Regions from separate parts of the Homo sapiens genome. Here region 2 is linked to region 1. The links are chromatin loops, found by intact Hi-C in ENCODE. Cell type or tissue: sigmoid colon. All regions are shown on one strand. Links, peaks and the distances in the headings refer to the core of each region. The heading gives the core; the rest is flanking DNA. Region 1 has its middle 110 kb from the start of BANF2. Region 2 holds the start of LOC105372548 (a long non-coding RNA gene).

Evidence for each region. Peaks named below come from ENCODE experiments on the same cell type or tissue, not always from the same donor. Only the 100,000 strongest peaks of a DNase experiment are listed, where the experiment ranks them.
Region 2: it touches region 1 in a loop (2.7-fold over the local background); 8 of 110 quality-filtered maps call a loop at or near these places.

The regions. Positions count from the first base shown.
Region 1 is chr20:17,802,434-17,812,363 of GRCh38, forward strand. No RefSeq gene overlaps it. Among named protein-coding and RNA genes, the nearest start is that of BANF2, 110 kb to the left of the region's middle. RefSeq lists an enhancer at 745-914. In sigmoid colon, for the core only: no CTCF peak of the experiment used is centred there; DNase peaks (open chromatin) are centred at 1,618, 4,408, 4,785 and 6,148; H3K4me3 peaks cover 586 bases; H3K27ac peaks cover 4,281 bases.
Region 2 is chr20:17,869,234-17,879,163 of GRCh38, forward strand. LOC105372548 (a long non-coding RNA gene) reads left to right here and starts at 3,403. Exons shown (of 4, transcript XR_937297.3): 1 at 3,403-3,487; 2 at 3,620-3,690; 3 at 9,022-9,148. RefSeq lists enhancers at 1,893-2,621, 6,620-7,522. In sigmoid colon, for the core only: no CTCF peak of the experiment used is centred there; DNase peaks (open chromatin) are centred at 4,948, 6,248 and 6,988; H3K4me3 peaks cover 125 bases; H3K27ac peaks cover 5,479 bases.

The DNA.
Region 1 (9,930 bases), core at 756-8,755:
TTGTTTTAAGCCAGTAGGCTTTGGGGTTAGTGTCTATTATACAGCATAGTCAACTGGAGCGGTTGGAAACCACTGGATCAAGACTAACCATCCACAAGTAAACATTCTCCTAAGGTACTTACTGTCCATAAGGAATTAGGATACCATCTGCCTCAACAGGGCCAACTCCATCCACATACTTAGTCTTGCCCCACTCCTACCCTCCAGCTATGCTCTGTGAGAGCACAACAGCCTGCTTGGTGTGGACAGCAGTGGGTCAAAGGGCGCTTCTAGTCCAAACGGGTATTTATTATTAATTTTTTAATATCATGTTAAAATTCATAGAGTTCTTGGTCCTATTTGGTTATTTTGATAACACTGGAAGGAAAGATGATCAATAGTACATTTTGCCGAAAAGGAACCTGAAGCCTCAGAGAGATTATATGACTTTGCCTTGTTGATGTAGCCAGTAATAGAGAAATAGGAAAATAAGTCCATGGGTCTTGAGTTTAATACAGGGTTCTTTCTGCTAAATTCTGTCCCTCTGAGGGAACACACACACACACACACACACACACACACACACACACACACACTTAGAGGGTGCAGTAGAAACTGCTGGTTGCCCCTTAATATTTATTTTCCCTTTGTGGCTTGAAAACAGAATGTTGACTTTACTCAGGGAAGCAATGTATCTAGCTAAAACCAAATTTCCCAATCTCTCTTGCAGCTAGTGTGGTCATGTGACTAGTGAGATGTAAGCCTTAATGTTTTATGGAGTTTCCAGGAAGCCTGCTTTAGAGAAACCTGTCTCAATTGAGAAAAATATCCCTTTTGCCTTACCTCCTTCTTCTAGCCTATATCTCATCGAATGGCTGGAGCTCTAGCAGCTATATTGGACCATGAGGTGAGTCTGAGGGTAGAAGCTGCAAGCTGCAGACAACGGAGCAGAAAGACATAACAAGCTTGGGTTCTGCCCTGGATTGCCTATCTCCAAACTTCCTAACAAATTAGAGAATAAATACTTGGGGATTTAAGCCACTATTTTTCAGGTCTCTATTTTAGCCAACTACAATTTTAAATTCATAAAGTGTACATAATTGATTATTCTGAAATTCCCATGGAAATTCTATTTGATGGTACAACTAACCCTTAGGACACCAGAAACCTATTTTCCATGACACAGCTTTAAACTTAGGCCTTGATTCCAGCTGCCATGCCTACCTCACAGGAGGAAATGGTCCATCTGGCACGTAGTGGATGTGCATCCAATATTTATTGGAGGGAAAAAGACTTTCATTGTACCTAATTCTGATAACCACATCTCTGTTCCCTGGCATCGTTTTAAAGACTTGAGAAACACATCACAACTGTGACCTCGGTTGGCCTAGGGATAAGAGGAAACCCAGACAGATATTCCAGCCAGCAGCCCCAGCCCTCAGCCCCTAGTGACCTTATCTCCTCTTTCCTCTGGTGGCCTTGATTTACCTCTGCCCTGGATGTGATGCAAGATGAGATTTTAAAGATGCTTGTGTGATCTTCCCTCCCATGATTTTCCACCAGATAGTTACTGCCCTTTGGCTTAGGCTCCAGAATGAGGTCATGTGGAACATCCTGAACCCAATCAGAAGTCTGGCCCAGACAAGCCCATTCAAGATCAGCCAACGGCAGCCAGCCTTCAGTCTCATGGATGTGAAATAAAATCTTTGTTGATGTAAACCACTGAGACTGTGGGCTTATTGGTTATGCAGCATTATTACAGAAGTAACTGACAGAACACCATCCACTGAGAGAACCACACTAGAAACTGGATGTCATCCTTTCCTCATCATGACTTTCCCTCATGCCTCACTTCCAACCCCCAAATCCTAAATATCCCTCAAAGCCGCTCCCTCCTCTCCAGCCCGAGTTTAGGCCTGCCTCATCTCTCTGGATTAGAATGGCCTTCCTGACTTTAGATTGGTACCCCCCAGTTCTACTTTCCCCACTGTAGCCAGGATGAGTTTTCTAAAGTATAAATCTGCTCCTGAGCCTCCCTTACTTAAGACCATGTTGTGGGTTTCAGTGAGGGGAGTGTCCATGGGTCTTAAGAAGGGGCATGTCCACGGCTTCCATGGGCAGATGCCACTGTCTACCCTGAACATGACTTAGTTCCAGCATTCCCTGCACTGAGTTGATCACCTTTTCCCCCTTACATAACACACAGCCAGGATGGGCTCTTGCTGGGTGCTACCTGACCAAGTGCCCTGTTCTTACCCCTAGGCTGCCCCTTAGGGCACTATTTAAATAGCCTATGGTTCTATTGGTGGGAATTAAATTAGGACAGTCATTACAGAAAACAGTATGAAGATTGCTTAAAAAACTGAAAGATAGGCCGGGCGCGGTGGCTCACGCCTGTAATCCCAGCACTTTGGGATGCCGAGGCGGGTGGATGATGAGGTCAGCAGATCAAGACCATCCTGGCTAACATGGTGAAACCCCGTCTCTACTAAAAAATACAAAAAAAAAAAAATTAGCCGGGCTTGGTGGCGGGTGTCCGTAGTCCCAGCTACTCGGGAGGCTGAGGCAGGAGAACGGCGTGAACCTGGGAGGTGGAGCTTGCAGTGAGCTGAGTTCGTGCCACTGAACTCCAGCCTGGGCGAAAGACAGAGACTCTGTCTCAAAAAAAAAAAAAAAAACTGAAAGATAGAATTACCATATCCAGCAGTCCCACCACTGAGCATATAGCCAAAGGAAATGAAGTCAGTGTGTCTGAGATGTCTGCGCTCCCATGCTCATTGAGCACTATTCCCAATATATGGAACCAACCTGTGTCTATCGACAGAGGAAGAGATAAAGAAAAGGTGGTTATATGCACAATGGAGCACTATTATCCCTTTAAAAAGAATAAAATCCTGTCATTTGTGACAACACGGGTGAACCTGGAAGACACTGTGCTTAGTGAAATAAGCCAGGCACAGGGAGACATATAGCACAAGATTTCACTCATCTGAGGATCTAAAAAGGTTGAATTTATAATAATAGAGCATGGAATGGTGGTTACCAGGAGCTGGGGGCAAGCGGGGAGGGCGTTGACCAAATAATATGAATTTCTAGTTAGACTGAAGGAATAAGTTTTTTTTTTTTTTTTTTTTTTTTTTTTTGAGGCAGAGTCTTGCTCTGTGGCCCAGGCTGGAGGGCAGTGGTGCGATCTCGGCTTACGGCAAGCTCCGCCTCCGGGGCTCACGCATTCTCCGGCCTCAGGCTCCTGAGTAGCTGGGACTACAAGCGCCCGCCACCATGCCTGGCTAATTTTTTGTATTTTTAGTAGAGACGGGGTTTCACCGTGTTAGCCAGGATGGTCTCGATCTCCTGACCTTGTGATCCACCCGCCGCGGCCTCCCAAAGTGCTGGGATTACAGGCGTGAGCCACCGTGCCCGGCCAGGAATAAGTTTTTAAGAGCTATTGCACAGCATGATGACCACAGTTAATAATAAAGCATTGTGTATTTCAAAATTGCTAAAATAATAGATTTTAAATGTTTTCACTACAAAAAAAATGGTAAATATGTGAGGTGATAGATATGTTAATTAGCTTGATATAATCATTCCACAATGTATACACATATCAAAACATCACATCATAACTCATAAATATATACAATTATTGTTTTTCAATTAAAGAAAAATTTTAAAAACAACACATGGCCAGGTGCAGTGGCTCACACCTGTAATCCTAGCACCATGGGAGGCCGAAGCAGGGAGACTACTCGAGGCCAGGAGTTCTAAACCTGCCTGGGCAACATAGCGAGACCCCATCTCAACAACAAAAAAATTTTAAATTAGCTGGGTGTGGTGAGGGGTGCCTGTTGTCCCAGCTACTTGAGAGGCTGAAGCAGGAGGACTGCTTGAGCCCAGGAAGTTGAGGCCGCAGTGAGCTAAGATTGCCACTGCACTCCAGCCTGAGCGACAGAGCAAGACCCTGTCTCAAACAAACAAACAAATAGCACATATGTACACATAAAATTGCCTGCGGCTTGTCTGGCTCTCTCATAAACTGTGAGCTCTCTGAGGACAGGACCGGAACACATTTTCCCTGAATAAAGTGAGCACATTTCCAGCCCCGAAGCCTGAGCCGCTGTGTCCCACATCCCATTCAGGAAGAGGGGGTTGTCCTAGAAGTAGCAGATCTGACTCAAAAACTCAAGGCAGGAGGGGTAACAATGCCAGAGAGAGAAGTAGCAGGGTAAGGAGGAGAAAGAAGGAAGAGGGAACGGAGCGAGGAGGAAAGGAATGAGAAATATAAAAATGGAGGAGTGAGGAAGGAATTCAGGAAAGACAAGGAATCCGCACAGGCAGAGACGCGGCTTTATCAGCTCTCTCCCTTCCAGCTCACTCCTCTCCACTCCCCCACAGAACTGCTCAGGCCATGTGTGCATTTGGCTCAGGACTCCAGTGCTGGTGCCAGAAGCATAAACCAGAGGGTGGGAGCTGCGTGGGGCCCAGACGAGGCGAGCCCTGTGGCCGGGCCCTCAGGACGTGGGGCCAGGCTGCTCCTCCCAGCCGCCCCGGGGGGGCAGGCCAAGAATTCTAGAAACCCTCTGCTGGGGAGAGCCCGAGGAGGCCCTGGCTGGGGTGACATCGGGAAAGCCCAGGGGGCCTGCTGCAGGCTGCGAGGAAGAAGGAGGCCGAGGTCATGGTGCAGAGGGCTGAGGAGGAAGTGAACCCCAGCTACAGGGTGCCCGGAAAGGGCTGGACCCACGGGGAATGTTGTGGCGGGGACCACATTTGGAGCAGCTCGGGACACAAGGGGTTTTGTCCCAAAGGAGACTCTGAACAGAGCCGCGGGCCCCGTCCTGGGAAAGCCGCTTGAGGGCACACCTGGCTGCTGCGTCCCAGAACTGCTGACGTCACAGTCACCTGGGGCGGGGAGGGGACTGGCGAGCTGTACTGTTTTTTTAAGTTTCCAATGATTATAAAAAGCAGCAAATGTGGGAACCATTGAACTGGATCAGGGTCAGCAAAACTTTTCTGTAAAGAGCCAGATGGTAAATATTTCAGGCATTTTAGGCCAGGATGGTCGGTCCCTGTCTCGGCGACTTGATTCTGTCGTTGTACTGAGAAAGCAGCCACATATGTGCAAAGGAATGAGCATGGCTCTATCTCGAAGAGACTTTTCAAAATTGAATTTCATTGATTTTTGAAATTTGAATTTTTTAAATTTGAATTTCTTGGAATTTTCATGTCATGAAACATTGTTCTGATTTTTTCCCCCAACCATTTAAAATATAAAAACCATCCTTAGCTCACACCTAGTGGTAGGCAGGATTTGGCCCAAGGGCTGTAGTTTGGTGATCATGGTCAGGCCAGTTCTGCCATAAAGAAATCAGTGTGGAAGCAGAGTGATTGCTTAGAAACTTTTAGAGCAATCTGACATTGCTCTGGCACCCAATCAAGTGTCTGCTGGACTCAACATGACCCAGGTGGGGCGACAGTGAACCCACAAGGTCAGTGACACATAGCGTGCTGCTTCATATGTGGTCAGTGATGGGTTGGAAATTTAAAAAAAAACAGGTCCTTTATACCCAGAAGGTTTGAAAAGTAGGGATCTCAAATCATTCCTTTGACCCCAGGGAGGGTTTGAATCTTCCCACCACAATCATACAATCACCCTAAAATATATAGTTATAACTACAGCAGGCAAACAAAAATATACATTTTTTGTGCATAGGAAAAAAAAATTGAAAAGGACTATAGCAAACGTTTAGTGAAGATTCTTTGAGTAGAATGTCAATGCATTTTTCTTTCTTTATATTCATCTGTGTTTTCCAAGTTTTCTTTAACGAATATGTGTGAATTTTATAATTAAGAGTTTTATGTGTTTTCTTAAAAACAAGTGGCTTTTAAGAAATTCTCTGGAGAATAATTTCTCCATTGGACAATCCTTCCCAGTGTCTCCCAAGCGTTCGGGAAGTGCTTTTTCATATTTAATCCACTTTTAGAGAAGCAGGGAAGAGAAAGAAGAAAATGGAAAACATATGTTGTCCTTCTGACTGCAGAGCCCCAGTTCTTGTCGTTCATTGTTATTTTTAACATAAGACTCATGGGCAGTAGTGGGGGTGGGGCATCAAGGCTGGAGATGTCATGAATGGTCATGAGTCCATTGTCACAGGACCGAAGTGAGTGGAGCCTCCTATGCTGACCTCTCAACTCTGGTGTCCCAGCAACCAGAGCCCAGTGTATGTCCGGTTGCTCAGGAACTGCAAGAAAAAGTGTGGGAGAAAGTTCACGGCAGCAGCACTTACTGCCAAGGAAAAAGCACAACTCTGAGTGCTGGGTATCATGGGCCTCAGTGGACCTGGGTTCGAATCCTGACTTGACCACTTTTTCACTGAGAAGCTCAGGCAGAGCACTGACATTTTCTGAGCCTCAATTTCCTCCCCAAGATAAGGTTGGGGGGTGGGGGGTGGGTAAACACACAACCCCCAAGCCGAGTGTCCCAGAGGCGAAGAAGACTGCTTGCATGAAAGCTCTTGACACTAGCAGACATTAAATCTGAGCTCTTCCTGGCTGCTCTGATGACCAGGGTCAAGGTCATCACCCCAGGCCAAGGGCAGGGCATAAACCTCTGCAACTTGGACTCAATCCTAGAAAAGACTTCAGCTGGAGAAGAAACCATTGCTGCTTTCTTTCTGGACTCCAGCCGTGTGTGACACACACCAGGGGCACCCATGTAACTGTGCATATACTTACGTCCCAAACTCAGCCCCAACCGGAGGCAGCCCAAGTTCAGGGTGTCCTTTGCTCATAAGCTGCACTGCCCAGGTCAGTAGCCATATGTGGCTATGTGTAAAGATTTAAATTAATTTGATTTAAATGAAATTAAACATTTAATTTATCGGTCACAGTACCCACATGTTGCGTGCTCAGCGACCACTCGTGGTGCAAGAACATTGCCATCAGTGCAGAAGGTTCTATCAGACAGCGCTGCTCGGTGGCTCAGTGCAGCTCCAGAAGACACCCCTAGAAAGTGCAGACTTCTGGTCATTTGCAAAAGTGTCCTCTCATTTCTGCAATAACAACTTCACTATATAGGGAAACAGAAACCTATAAAAATGTCATCTAGTGTCTGGAGTATTTGTGGGATGTGCCTATGAGAAAGCAGCTCCCTGGGTGGGTGAGGTCTGGGGGTCCCCCTGCAAGCCTCAGGCCCTGAAGCTGAAAGAAGCTTCTGCTCACTGGCTGACTGCTGTTAACATACAGTCGATAAAGAGATGGTGCTTCTTGTTTCTTTAAACAAAAACTATTTTAAGGAATTCTTGTTTCAAAATGGCTTGGTGCTATTCACAGGAAGAAAAGAAAAAGGGCAGCCTTATGCAGTGAGGCTCTCTGGGAACCATAGCCAGGACAGCTCTGTGGGGGCCGAAACAAACTCAGGAGTCCCAGAACCTACAGAGTGGGGCTCCACATCCTCTATGCTCCAGCCCAGGCTCTTGGCGCCCAGAGGCCTGCTGTGGCTCGGCCGCATGGCAGGACAACCTGTCTCTATGGGGTGGATTTGCCTGGAATGTGGATGGGATGGGCTTGTGCTGAGTTATAATAAACCTTCTCTCACTTCGCATCCAGCTCTGTTTGCCCAGCCTTCTCTAGAGAGCCTTTTGGAATCTTCTTTTCTATTGCAGCCCTGGCTCCTGCCACATGGAACAGTTTGAACAATCTATTCCAGCCTTAGATAGGCTGTGTTCCTCCCCCAGAAGGTGTAGAAGCTGCTGGCAGTGCCTACCCATGCCCTCAGGCCATGCCACATCAGGGAGCATGAACTCACTTTGGCTGCCAGCACCTGTGTCTCTTCTCCTGAGCTCACCTCACCCACATGCAGATGTGGCCGTCCAGGGGTATCCAAATTGTGTGCAACAGTGGATGATAACACATGTGGCTACCCCCTCACCCCTTAGAGGAATAACTCAGGCATTGCCCCAGAGTCTGCAGCACTGGAGCCTTAGTCGCCCACGGTGGTCACATGATCAGTCCTGGTCTTTATACCATTACTTCCCGGGATCACCTCCCAAATCAAATGTTTATCTTCAACATTCTTGTTGTAGGGCTGCTTCTGGGAAAACCCCACTGACCACTAAAGCTCCAATTAACCTTAGGTTGGGTTCTGGGAGAAGCTAAGACTGAAGTGCACAAGAAAGTTCTAGAATCAAGTGAGAAATGTGTATTGAAATGGGAGGAGATGGCCTGTCTTTTGAAATCCACAGAGAAGAGGATCTGAGGGATTTCTCAGTGAAGGAGACCAGCTGCTTCTCTGTGGAGTTTGGAGCCGCTTATCCAGGGATCCTGAAGACTCAAGAGGATCCCCAAGTTTCAAATATGCTCTTCCAGACACTCAGACTGGTAACCATGTAGTGGAATCTGCCTATACTTCTTCCAAATAATAGTCCTGGAGGGTTGAAAGGAACAAGAAAGGCGCACAAAATTCTCCCCTGTGAGGTCAGTTTCAAGCTCTCACCTAAGAGGGGCCTGGACTCCTAGCAGAGGCTCAGCCCACAGTGGTGCCAAGCCCAGGGGGGTGCTGAGCTGACAGGGGTGCCCAGCCGACAGGGGTACCCGGCCCAGGGGAATGCCCAGCCCTTGGGACCCAGGTCCAGTCATTGCTCCTCTGCCCTGTGTCAAGCAAGGGAGGCCCCTCAGGAGGCCTGGTGAGCACCAAGAACTCACTGGAAACCAGAAGGCTTGGGTGCCAAACACAACACATTGTGGTCTCAGGTGAGGATGGGGGAATGGGTGTCACAGGGAGGGAAGAGGCAGGCGCATCAAGTCCATCGCTAGTCCCTGTGCAGGAGGAGAGAGCAGGCTGCCATCACCCCATCTCTTCACCACAGAGACATGGTCCTCTTTCTGCCTTCTTCCTCTTTTTGGTGAGGCAGACACCCTCCCTGGGCTCAGTCAGAGCACCCCCCCCACATCCCTTCATCCCTACAGCATACCAGGAAGGCAACTCACAAAGAGGCCACAGCGCCTGGGTACATCCACACCCCAGCCCAGTGCCCTCCTGAAACCAGGGAGCGCAGCCGTCCTCTGGTGGAAAACTGAGAACTTAAAAACGTCCTCATTGGCTGCATTTCCATGTCTCTGGAAAAGCATTCACAACCAACCCATGCTTGAGAGGAAGCTTTCATCCATAAATGCTAATAACAGCCTGAAGGCTGAATCCCAGGACCAAGGGTTTCCTCTCCTTGCAGAACCAAATTGTTATGTCTAATTCTCGGTTGACTTTTCCAGGTGGCTCCATGGTTCCTTCAGTGTGGTGGCACTGGTGGCCCGTGGGAGGCAGCTGGCTGACAGCACGGACTGTCTTTGAGCTGGAAGAGTCAGGTGAGTTGCTTGGTGTCTGGGAAAGGGGCTAGGTCTGATCAGAGAAGCAAGTCCTACCTGTGTTTACCTGCCTGGCCCCAGACCCTGCTCCCTCCTTTCCAGGGTCCACTGAGCACAGAGGAAATGGAGCCAGGTAGCTCGTTGCCTGGCTTATTGTGTTGTTTTGGCTTTTAACTTTTAATTTTAAATTAGTTTAATTTTAGATTTAGAGAAATGCTGCAAAAAATAGTACAGAGAGTTCCCTTATATTCTTCAGCCTGCTTCCCCTAGCATCTGACATAACCACAGCATGATTACAAGAAAATTATCACCGGTGAATTGAAGTTAATGTTAGTTAACTAAATAGCAGGCCTTACTTAAATTTTACCAATTTTTCTGAAAATGCCCTTTTTCTGTTGCAGAATTTTATTCGTGATCCCATACTGCATTCATTGTTATTTTTTCTTTGTCTCCTGTGGTCTGTGACAGTTCCTCAGTCTTTTCTTGTCTCTAATGACTTTGACACTTTTGAGGAGTACTGGTCAGTAATTTTGTAGAATATCCCTCAGTTTGGGTTTGTTCAATGTTTTCTCATGATTGGAGTGAGAGTATGCA
Region 2 (9,930 bases), core at 1,208-9,207, 67 kb after region 1:
AAGACCATTTCAAATAGGAAAGCAAAAGTGTGCAAGAGTTTTTAAAACAAGACAAAGTGGAAAAATCTTGACTCCCCCTTTCTTGTCTGTCTTGCTAATCAGTCCATGACACTTTGGGTATTTACTGATTAACAAAACTGAAGAATTGGCGAGGGCTGTGAGGGAGAGGATTCAGCCTGGTATCATAGGGAGACTGTGGGCTTTGGTAGCTGGCAGGACTGAGCTCACTGCCTTCGGGCACTCTCAGCCTCAGTTTCACCATCTGTAAGATGGGTAATAATCCCTACCTCGCACTGCAGTGATGGTGATGAAGATTAAGTAGAATGCAGCAGTCAACATAAGTCAGAAATCGGTAGTGTCAATCCCATCCTGCACCATCCCTCCTTTCCTCTTCTGTTTCCAGACAGGTTATAGGAGTAGGGGTGCTGCAATGGGACAGACTGGGTCCCTCTGGAGTTGGGAACGAGAGTTACCATAACGAGGAGTGGAGACCTGGACGCCTGGCTTCCTGCTCTTGCCTTTCTCAGGCACCTCTTCCCACTGGGAGAAGACCACGCGACCTGTCTGCCAGAAAGCCCTCCACCCCACCCCAGACCACCCCAGTCCTGCCTGTGGCCACACCCGTGTGTGGGACCCTCGTCTCCCCAAGGTGAGGTGAGTGGATGGAAGCCCCATAGCTGCAGCTGCACCCCTGCCTTCCAGAAACCAGGTATGGGAGCTAAAGTGGAGGAAACCGAGAGGGAGAAGACAGGTCAACAGCCCCAGCAAAGAGAAGACGGGGTGTTCTCCCCGAAAGGGCCCCTGAGGGGCACACGCTGGAGGCATGGCTGCTGAAGCCCCAGACCAAGCCGAGGGCATCCTGGGTTACACTGGTGGGTCTCAGAGCTGCTGGAAGGCTGCTCCTGGCCTCGCGCTCCCATCTCCTCACAGCTGCGAACTGTGAAGGGTTCTCAAAAGCAGGGTTTCAATTTTGCAAACAGATCTTCAGAAAAGTGTGCCTCCCAGCTTCCCACGGCCAGCCACGTCGGCAAAACATACCTCGGGAGAGGAGTCCGCTGCCAAGGAGGCTGGGAAACAGCCCGGAAGCCCAATGCGCCTCGGGAGGCTCTGTTTCCAATCAGCTGGTGGCCGTTCCCCCCAACTCGTTACCATAACCAGATTTGGGGTAAGTGAGCATGCCCCATTTCATGAACAGTTGTCAGAGAATCCCCAAATCCTACTCTCTGACAGGCCACACAGACCCCCCAGCGCAGGCAGCCCGGTGTCCTCAGGAGAAAAATGAGAGACTTGCTCAAGGCAGCTTCTCTGACCTCATCCAGCTCAGACGTTCTCTGATTTCGTATTTTCCCTGGACTTCCTTTAGAATAATTCCACAGGGTCTAGTACACTAGCCCCCTTAGTAATCCCTCATTATGTAAAAAAGAGAAAAGAGGAATATGTGAACTTTCTAGATATAGCACTCACACAACTCACAATTTAAAAAAATTTAGCAACAGGGTCTTGCTCTGTCACCCAGGCTGGAGTGCAGTGGTGCAGTCATAGCTCACGGCAGCCTCAAACTCCTGAGTTCAAGTGATCCTTCCACCTCAGCCTCCTGAGTAACTGGGAATACAGGTGTGCACCACCACAGCTGGCTAATTTCTTAGGTATTATTATTTTTTTGTAGAGACAGAGTCCAGGCTGGTCTTGAACTACTGGCCTCAAGCAATCCTTCCACCGTGGCCTCCCAAAGTGCTGGGATAACAGGTGTGAGCCACTACACCCCGCCCAGAGTGCACAATTTAGTTGTCAAGGAAAGATGGGTAGACAGTTGTTTTTTGGCAGCCCCCTTTCCCCTTTCTATTGCCTACTCCCCAAAACACTGACGGATACAGGGTGCCAAGCCATTATATTTTCTAATTCAAGAGTTAAATAACATTAAAGAATAATTTTTGGAAAAAAGACAAAATTATGACTCTCATTAAAATATAAAGATTTTATTTAACTCATTAATTAATGGGAAGTAGTTAAGATGTTCTAACTGGTTAAAAGGAGAATTCCAAGAACCACACACATGTAAGTCAACAGGAGGCTGAAATGAACTTGCAGAGGAAGTTTATCCACAGGGCAACCATCGAGTACATTCCCCGGGACACAAGGAATTTGCATTTCTATGAACTCAAGTCATTTGCACTATTATCAGTTCTCTGTGACTTATAGAGTTGTAAATGGCTCAAAGGCAATGGAAGGCAGTGATAAACTGGAAGAGTGCTCTAGGCTGGACATTCAGTGACATTTGCTCTTTTTTGTCCATTTGAAAGTCTTTTACTAATTTTTCCTGATGGTAATATAGGAGACCAAATGGTGGAAGAGTCAATAAAGGCTACACTTAGAGGACACTGATCCCTCCAGATTGGAATCCTGTGGAAAATTCTTGGAGGAGACAGAAGTTGAGCTTAATTTTGAGGGCTGGTGAAGATTTGGAGGCTGGGAGGGAGCCTCCAAATTATTCTTTAATGTTATTTAACTCTTGAATTAGGTATCACACCTGTAATACCACCACTTTGGGAGGCTGAGGAGGGAGGATCGCTTGAGCCCAGGCATTCTAGACCAGTCTGGGAAACATGGTGAGAGCTCGTCTCTACAAAAAAATATTTTTTTTTAATTAGTTGGGCATGGTGTGCACCTGTGGTCCCAGCTATTCTGGAGACTGAAGTGGGAGGATCGCCTGAGCCCAGGAGGTCAAGGTGGCAGTGAGCCATGATCATGCCACTGTACTCCAGCCTGAGCAACAGAGCAAGAAACTTTCTCAAGAAAAAAAAAAAAAATGATATGAAGAGGAGCACATCTGGCTACAGAGGCTACAGAGGCGAGTGTGGGCGGAAGTTTGGAGGGAGGAAGGAACCAGGCGTGTTCTGCTGGCAGGGTGCACTTTTCTGCCCAGAAAAGTGGGTTTGTGAAGGAAGCAGGTGACAAGGTTGGAAATGTAACTTGGGACATCCTTGTGGCTTTTTACTGTGGCTCTCAGCTTCTTAACAGTCCTGGAGAAAGAGAGGTAAGAGGATAAATAAAGATGGTGTAAATGGTGTGAAGATAGTTATCTGAAAAGGCTGCTGGGAGGTGCTGGTCTTTTGTTCTGTTCATAGGAGACAATTTTGCGTGCCTACCTTTTTTGGGAGTGTGATCCCCCTTCTTGCTGATGAGGAAGAAGCAAACTATCAGGTTTGAGACAGATAGCCCCCCCACTTATGAGAGGGCGACAGAATTTGAACTCAAAAAGACCCAACCACAGTCAGGTAGTATTGACCCGGGTGTGGTATTGACCTGGAAGTGGTATTGACCCGGAAGTGGTAAGAACATATAAAACTGGAGCCCTGGTTGTTACCACGGCAACCCGTAGTCTGTTGCATGCTGAGTTTGGGGGAGCAGAAGAGTCTCGCGGGGATAGTCAGTGCGCAGGGAGACTAGCACAGGCCGGCAGAGAAGTGACCCAGCCCCGGATTGCCTGGTAACCTTCCGTTCCCAGGAGGCTGCTGTGAGGCTCCTCTGGTAATCAGTTCCCTGAGTCCAGGGTTTCCTAATAGGAGCCCGTCTCCCTCCGGTTCACTTGAAGGGCTCTCTGCTTCTTTCCCTCAAACAGGCTTCATGGAGTATAATGGACCCACAGCCATCTCCTTCCCCAACACCAACTCTGCCTGCATTTTAGGCCAGGTTTGTAGGAGAGTTGAATGAAGATTGAATGAATGAATGATGAAAAGTACAAAATGCCATCACTTCACTTCTTTCAGGAAGACCCAGGACACTCTGCTGCATCCTCCACCTGTTTGTGAATTAAATGTCCATGATGGCTTTTACTAAGCACTTACTATGTGCCAGGCACTGTGCTGAGCTCTGCACCTTTAAGAGGCAGCAAGTCGTGACTGGTTCAGAGCTGGCTCAGAGCTGCCTGAGTTGGAAGCCTCGGATAGGAAAATGGAAGCTTAAAGAGGTTAAGCCCTGGCCAAGCACAGTAGCTCGTGCCTGTAATTCCAGCACTTTGGGAGGCCAAGGCGGGAGGATCACGTGGGCCCAGAAGTTCAAGACTAGCCTGGATAACAAAGTGAAACCTCATTTCTACAAAAAATTTAAAAATTAGCCAGGTGTGGTGGCACACGCCTATAATCCCAGCTACTCCGGAGGCTGAAGCTGGAATATCGCCTGAGCCCACAAGTTCAAGGCTGCAGTGAACTATGATCATGCCACTGCGCTCCAGCCTGAGTGACAGAGCAAGACCCTGTCACTAAAAAAGTTGGGGAGGGGGGTCAAGCCCTCTGCTGAGCTAGTAATAGTGGGACTGAGGTTCAAGCCCATGGCTGATTCCAGATCCTGTTTACAGAGCCGTTATGTGACGTAACTAAAGTGTTGATTATGCATCGACTAGGCACACCATGCAAGGTGCTGCGGATGCTGCTGTCACCAACACACCCAGTCCTGGCCCACAGGGGGCTGCCACCCCAGCCCCCAGTGCTCTCCCTGGATCCTGAATCCTAGCTATCCCTTCAGAGCCACCCCTCTGGCTTCCAAGCACCTGCACTACCCACTCCCACCCCTCCCTGGAAGGGATGGCGCAGCCTGGGAGCCAGCTGCTCTGGGGGGCTCAGACCTGTGGGCTGGATTGTCCATGTGTCAGGGAAGGAAAGGGAAGCCCATGGCAGGAGGGACACCCTCTTATGGGTGGTAGCAACTCCATGGAGCCCAGGCTGCATCGTTCACTGAGGCTGCTAATGTTTGAACCTATCTTTGAATAAGATCCACCCTCTTGCACTGGCAAGTCCAAGCTGTAGTAAACCCTGAGGGAGACCCACAGTCCAGCTGCAAGGCCCTGCCCCACTCTTGGCCGCTGGCAGAAGCTCCAGGCTTGCCGAGGGGTGCCACGTAGCAGAGGCAGTCTCCGCCTCTAGCCCATCCCACTCCTTCATCTGCTTCTCGTTAGCTTCAAAAGTAAGGCCTGGCGCTGTGCCCTGGGCAGGAGGGAGAGCTTGGTGTGGCCGCTCAGAGCTTCACCTCCCTTGCCTGGGGTTTCTCTTCTCCTGCCCCATCCATCGTCAGCACAGCTGACTGCTTCTGGGGCTCCTCTGTCTACCTTCCCCACGTTCCAGCACCCCCCTTCCCCTGCCCCTCTGTAGCAACCGCCTCCCTGCAAAGCCCCACCCACCCACACACTCATACACACACCCCTCTCACTCCCCTGGCACTCAGTCCCTCCAAGCTTCCTTCCTTATCCCTTTAGAGCCCTGCAGCCCTCAGGCAGTGTAGCCCAGAGGTTCAAGGGCATTCGCTCTGGTATCAGAAGGGTCTGGGTTCAAATCCCTTGTGCACTGCTTGCTGGCTGTGTGACTTTGGGCAAGTTGCCTAATCTCTCTGGTCCTCAGTTTTTGCATCTGTAAAATGGGGATGATATTAACAGTACCTACTTCATAGGGTTATCTTGAGGATTAAATAAAATAGTACAAGTAAAGGTCCCAGCATAAAATCAGGGCTGATCCACCTTAGGTATAAAAAGGATAAATTAGGACTTGGAATCTTACTCTTCCTAAGGAGACCTGCAGTTGGCTAAAGGAGGACCTGCCTTCAGGGACAGAAATTCAGGTTTTGTTTTAGAATAGGCCTGAGGGAGTAGGAAGCTGGAGGAACCTGTCTCTATATTCTGGATACCTCAAAGACAGTTAAATTCTGCCGTGGTGAGCATTTATTGAGCACTATCTGTGTGCCAGGCACTGTGTGGGGAAACCACAATCCCTGCAGATCAAGGAGCTCAGATTCTAGTGCCAGAAAAAAATGTAAAGAGAAAGGGCCACCATGCCACCCACTGAAGACGGCAAGGGAAGAGGCCAGAAAGTGCTACGAACAAGGAGGAAACAGCTCCAAGTTGTTGGGCAGTCGGGCGCTGGGTCTCAAAGGAGGGCCACTTGCATGGACAGAAGGTACCCCTCTTACTGAGCACTGGGGGCCTGGTGGGTCCCCTGTGCTCTCCAGGAGAAGCAGGCAGAATTCCTAAGCCCCGTTAGGCCAATGAGGAAGTTGAGGCACCGAGAGTAAGGGGCATCTGCTTCCCCACCAGCTGACTTCTATTCTAGAAAGGAATGTTCTGCACAACCCCAAACCGTCAGCTCTTTCTGCTTGCAAACTTGGCAGGAGTTTGCAGGGAACACAAAGAAGAGAGGGGGAGGAGCAAGGTGGATCAGCCGGGCTGGCTTGCCCAGGGCCTGGCACAGAGGATGGACTTTGTCCCACGTGGGTGAGGGGCGTTCACACACAGGCGTCCACACCCCCACGTTGCTCCACCAGGCAGAAGGCCAGATTTTGTCCTTGTAATTCCCAGAACTGCCCTGAAACAGGACTGCTCACTACTGTGCATGGTTTAAAATGCAGTGGGGGGTTTTGGGGAGTTTTTTCGTTTGTTTTGATACGGGGTCTCACTCTGTCACCCAGGCTGGAGTACAGTGGCATGATCATGGCTCACCACAGCCTCAACCTCCCGGGCTCAGGTGATCCTCCCATCTCAGCATCCCGAGTAGCTGAGACTATAGGCACTTGCCACCATGCCAGGCTGATTTTTTCCATGTTTTTTGTAAAGACAGGGTTTTACCATATTGCCCAGGCTGATCCACCCACCTTAGCCTCCCAAAGTTCTGAGATTACAGGCATGAACCACGGTACCTGGCCAAACATGCAGTAGTTTTAAAAGAAGCCTGCTCAGGGAGAGGAGAAATGAGTCCTGTCAGATCTGCTCCCCCTGGAGAATGGCTTCCTCACCAGCCCAGCCCCTGTCTGTGCCCAGGGGGAAGCAGGCATGAGGAGGACCAAGGGGGCACTGCCATGTACTGGCCCCGAGTAAGCCAGGCAGGCCCTCTGCTGGGATCCTCACAGATGTCAGTCTCCTCGATCCTTAAAATCAGAGCTCTGGAGTCAGTCTCTTGACAGCAAGCCAAGTGGAACGCCTGTGTCTGAGCAGTAGGGCAGAGACCCCGCTCTGCCTGAGCAGCGGAGACATCTCAGATCTCGCGGTTGCAGAGGATCTGCTTCCCCCTCAGATGCCTGCAGGGGGAAAGAAGCGGAGGCAGGGGGAAAGAAGCGGAGGCAGGGGGTTGTCCTGGCTCACTCTGAGCCCGCCTGGCCTGGGTAGCAGGAACAGGAACTCCATAGTGGGGACGAGGTTAGAGAGGAGGTGCTAGCCGGCTGCAGCCCCTCACAGGCAGGGCAGCCAGTTACATCTGAATTACAGATAAACCAGAAATACTTGTAGTTTAAGCATGGCCCAAGGACTAGGGCAGTGGCAGTGGGGGTAAAGAAGGGGAGAGGTTTAAGATTGTATTTGAAGGAACTGAAATCAGGATCTTGAAGAGATGATATCTGCGCACCCAGGTTCATTGCGGTGTTACTCACAAATGGCCAAGATCTGGAAACAACCTAAATGTCCGTCAGTGGAAAAATGGATAAAGAAATTGTAGTATACACCTATGAGGGAATATTATTCGACATTTAAAAAGAAGGAAATCCAGGGCCAGGGTGGTTGGTCACACCTGTAATCCCAGCACTTTGGGAGGCCAAGGCAGGAGAATCAATCACTTGAAACCAGAAGTTTGAGACCAGCCTGGGCAACAAAGCAAGATCCTGTCTCTACAAAAAATTTAAAAATTAGCCGGGTATCATGGCGCATGCCTGTAGTTTGAACTGCTCAAGAGGATGAGGCAGGAGGATCACTTGAGCCCAGGAGCTGGAGGCTGCCCTGAGCTATGACAGCACTGTTGCATTCCAGCCTGGGCAACAGAGCGAGACCCGGTATCTAAAAAAGAGAAAGAAAGAAGAAAGGAGGGAAGGAAGGAAGGGAGAGAGGGATCAATCCTGCCATTTGTGACAACATGGATGGACCTGGAGGACATGATGAGATCCTGAAGTAACTCAGACAGAGAAAATCAAATACTGCTCTTTCTCTCTTATACATGGAACGGAAAACAGCCAAACTCATAGAAGCAGAAAGTAGAATGATGATTGCCAGGGACTGGGAAGAGGGGGAAACAGAGTGATGTTGGTCAAAGGGTACAATGTCTCAGTTACGCAGGATGAATACATTCTGGAGATCTACTGTACAACTAGGGCCTGTGATTAACAATACTGTACTGTACACTTACACATTTGCTAACAGAGTAGATCTCATGTTTAGTCCTCTTACCACATAAGGAAATGAAAAAGAAACAGAGGAGACGGAAGGACACTTAGAGTGATGGATAAGTTTATGGCCTTGATGAATGTTTTCGCAGGTGTGTACATATCTCCATCCATCAAGTTGTATACATTAAATATCTACAGGCTGGGCGTGGTGGCTCATGCCTGTAATCCCAGCACTTTGGGAGGCCATGGCGGGTGGATCACTTGAGGTCAGGAGTTTGAGACCACCTGGGCAACATGGTAAAACCCCATCTCTACTAAAAATGCAAAAATTAGCCAGGCATGGTGGCTCATGCCTGTAATCCCAGCTACTCGGGAGGCTGAGGTATGAGAATCATTTGAACCTGGGAGGTGGAGGTTGCAGCAAGCCGAGATCACACCACTGCACTCCAGCCTGGGAGACAGAGCAAAGTTCCGTCTCAAAACAAACAAAAAAAAAACCTACAGCTTTTTGTGTGTCAATCATACCTCCACACTATGGTTTAAAAAAAGCATGTGATTTGGAGATGGATGCTCTGTGGATTGGTAATAAGTTAGATGTAGGAGACAAGGACATGGGAGAAATCAAGAACAACCCCCAGGCTTCAGGCTTGAGCTACCTCTGGGTTCATGGGACCACTTACTGGGGATGGGAGGGCAGGGCAGGATCAGACTAGAGAGGGGAACCAAGGCTTCTGTTTCTGGTGCTGTTAAATTTGGGAGGATTATTTGAGCCTGAAGTGGAGATTATGGTTATCCAAGCCTGGAGATTCCGGAATTAAGGGAAGGTCTGGCTGTGGCGTTACCAGCACCTGGGTGGAATTTAAAGCCATGGTTCTGGATGCAACCTTGTAGGAAGTGAGAGTTCAGAGAGCAGAGACAACTGTCCAGAGCTAGACCTTGAAGACTCCTCAACGCTGAAGGTCACCGAGAGGAGGGACAGCCAAGGAAACTGAGTCGCAGCAGCCGTGGAGGCAGGCGGGTGAGCACAGAGGGCAACAGAGGGGAGGTTTCTCTGAGCAGCGGGGGTGGCCGCGTTGGATGTTACTAGGAGGACTGATAAGATGGGAAGGGGCAGCCAAAGCCAGCCTGCAGTGAATTGAAGGGGGAACATGAGGAGAGGAAGCCGAGGCAGCCAACGTACCCACCACCGTCAGGAAGCCCTGCAGTGCTGGCTGGGGCAGGGGGCAGATTGAGTAGAGGCCACCGGAGGGCCAGTAAGATTGGGCAGGTCTTCATCGGTGACCTTTGGATGGGTTCCCTGCCTGGAAACATAGAGACAAATCCTGACTGCCCTTGAATTGGCAGTGGGACCTCAGGCAAATTGAGTTGAGTGAGAGATAGTATATAAGGGTGTTTTAATGTGTGCTGAGTGATACAGAGTGGGAGGGATGAACACCCCATGGTAGGTACATGCACACAGGGGGACCCCGCTCAGCAACAGCAGGGGACAAGCTACTGAAACCCACAGCAACGAGGACAGATTTCAGAATCGCTACAGGGAGGGAAAGAAGCCAGAATTCAGAAGGGCACCTGCAGTACAAATCATTTCTAAGAAGTTTTAGAACAGGAAACACTCATCTATAATGAAATAAAAACCTGAACAGGGGTTGCCGCAGGGGGCAGTGTGGGGGTGGCCTGACTGGCAAGGGACACGAAGGAACCTTCTGAGGGGACGGGAACATCCTTCCCTTGGGAGGAGTCTGATTTAACAGATGTCTGCATTTGTCACAATCCAGCAAATGGTGCACTTAAGATTGGAAC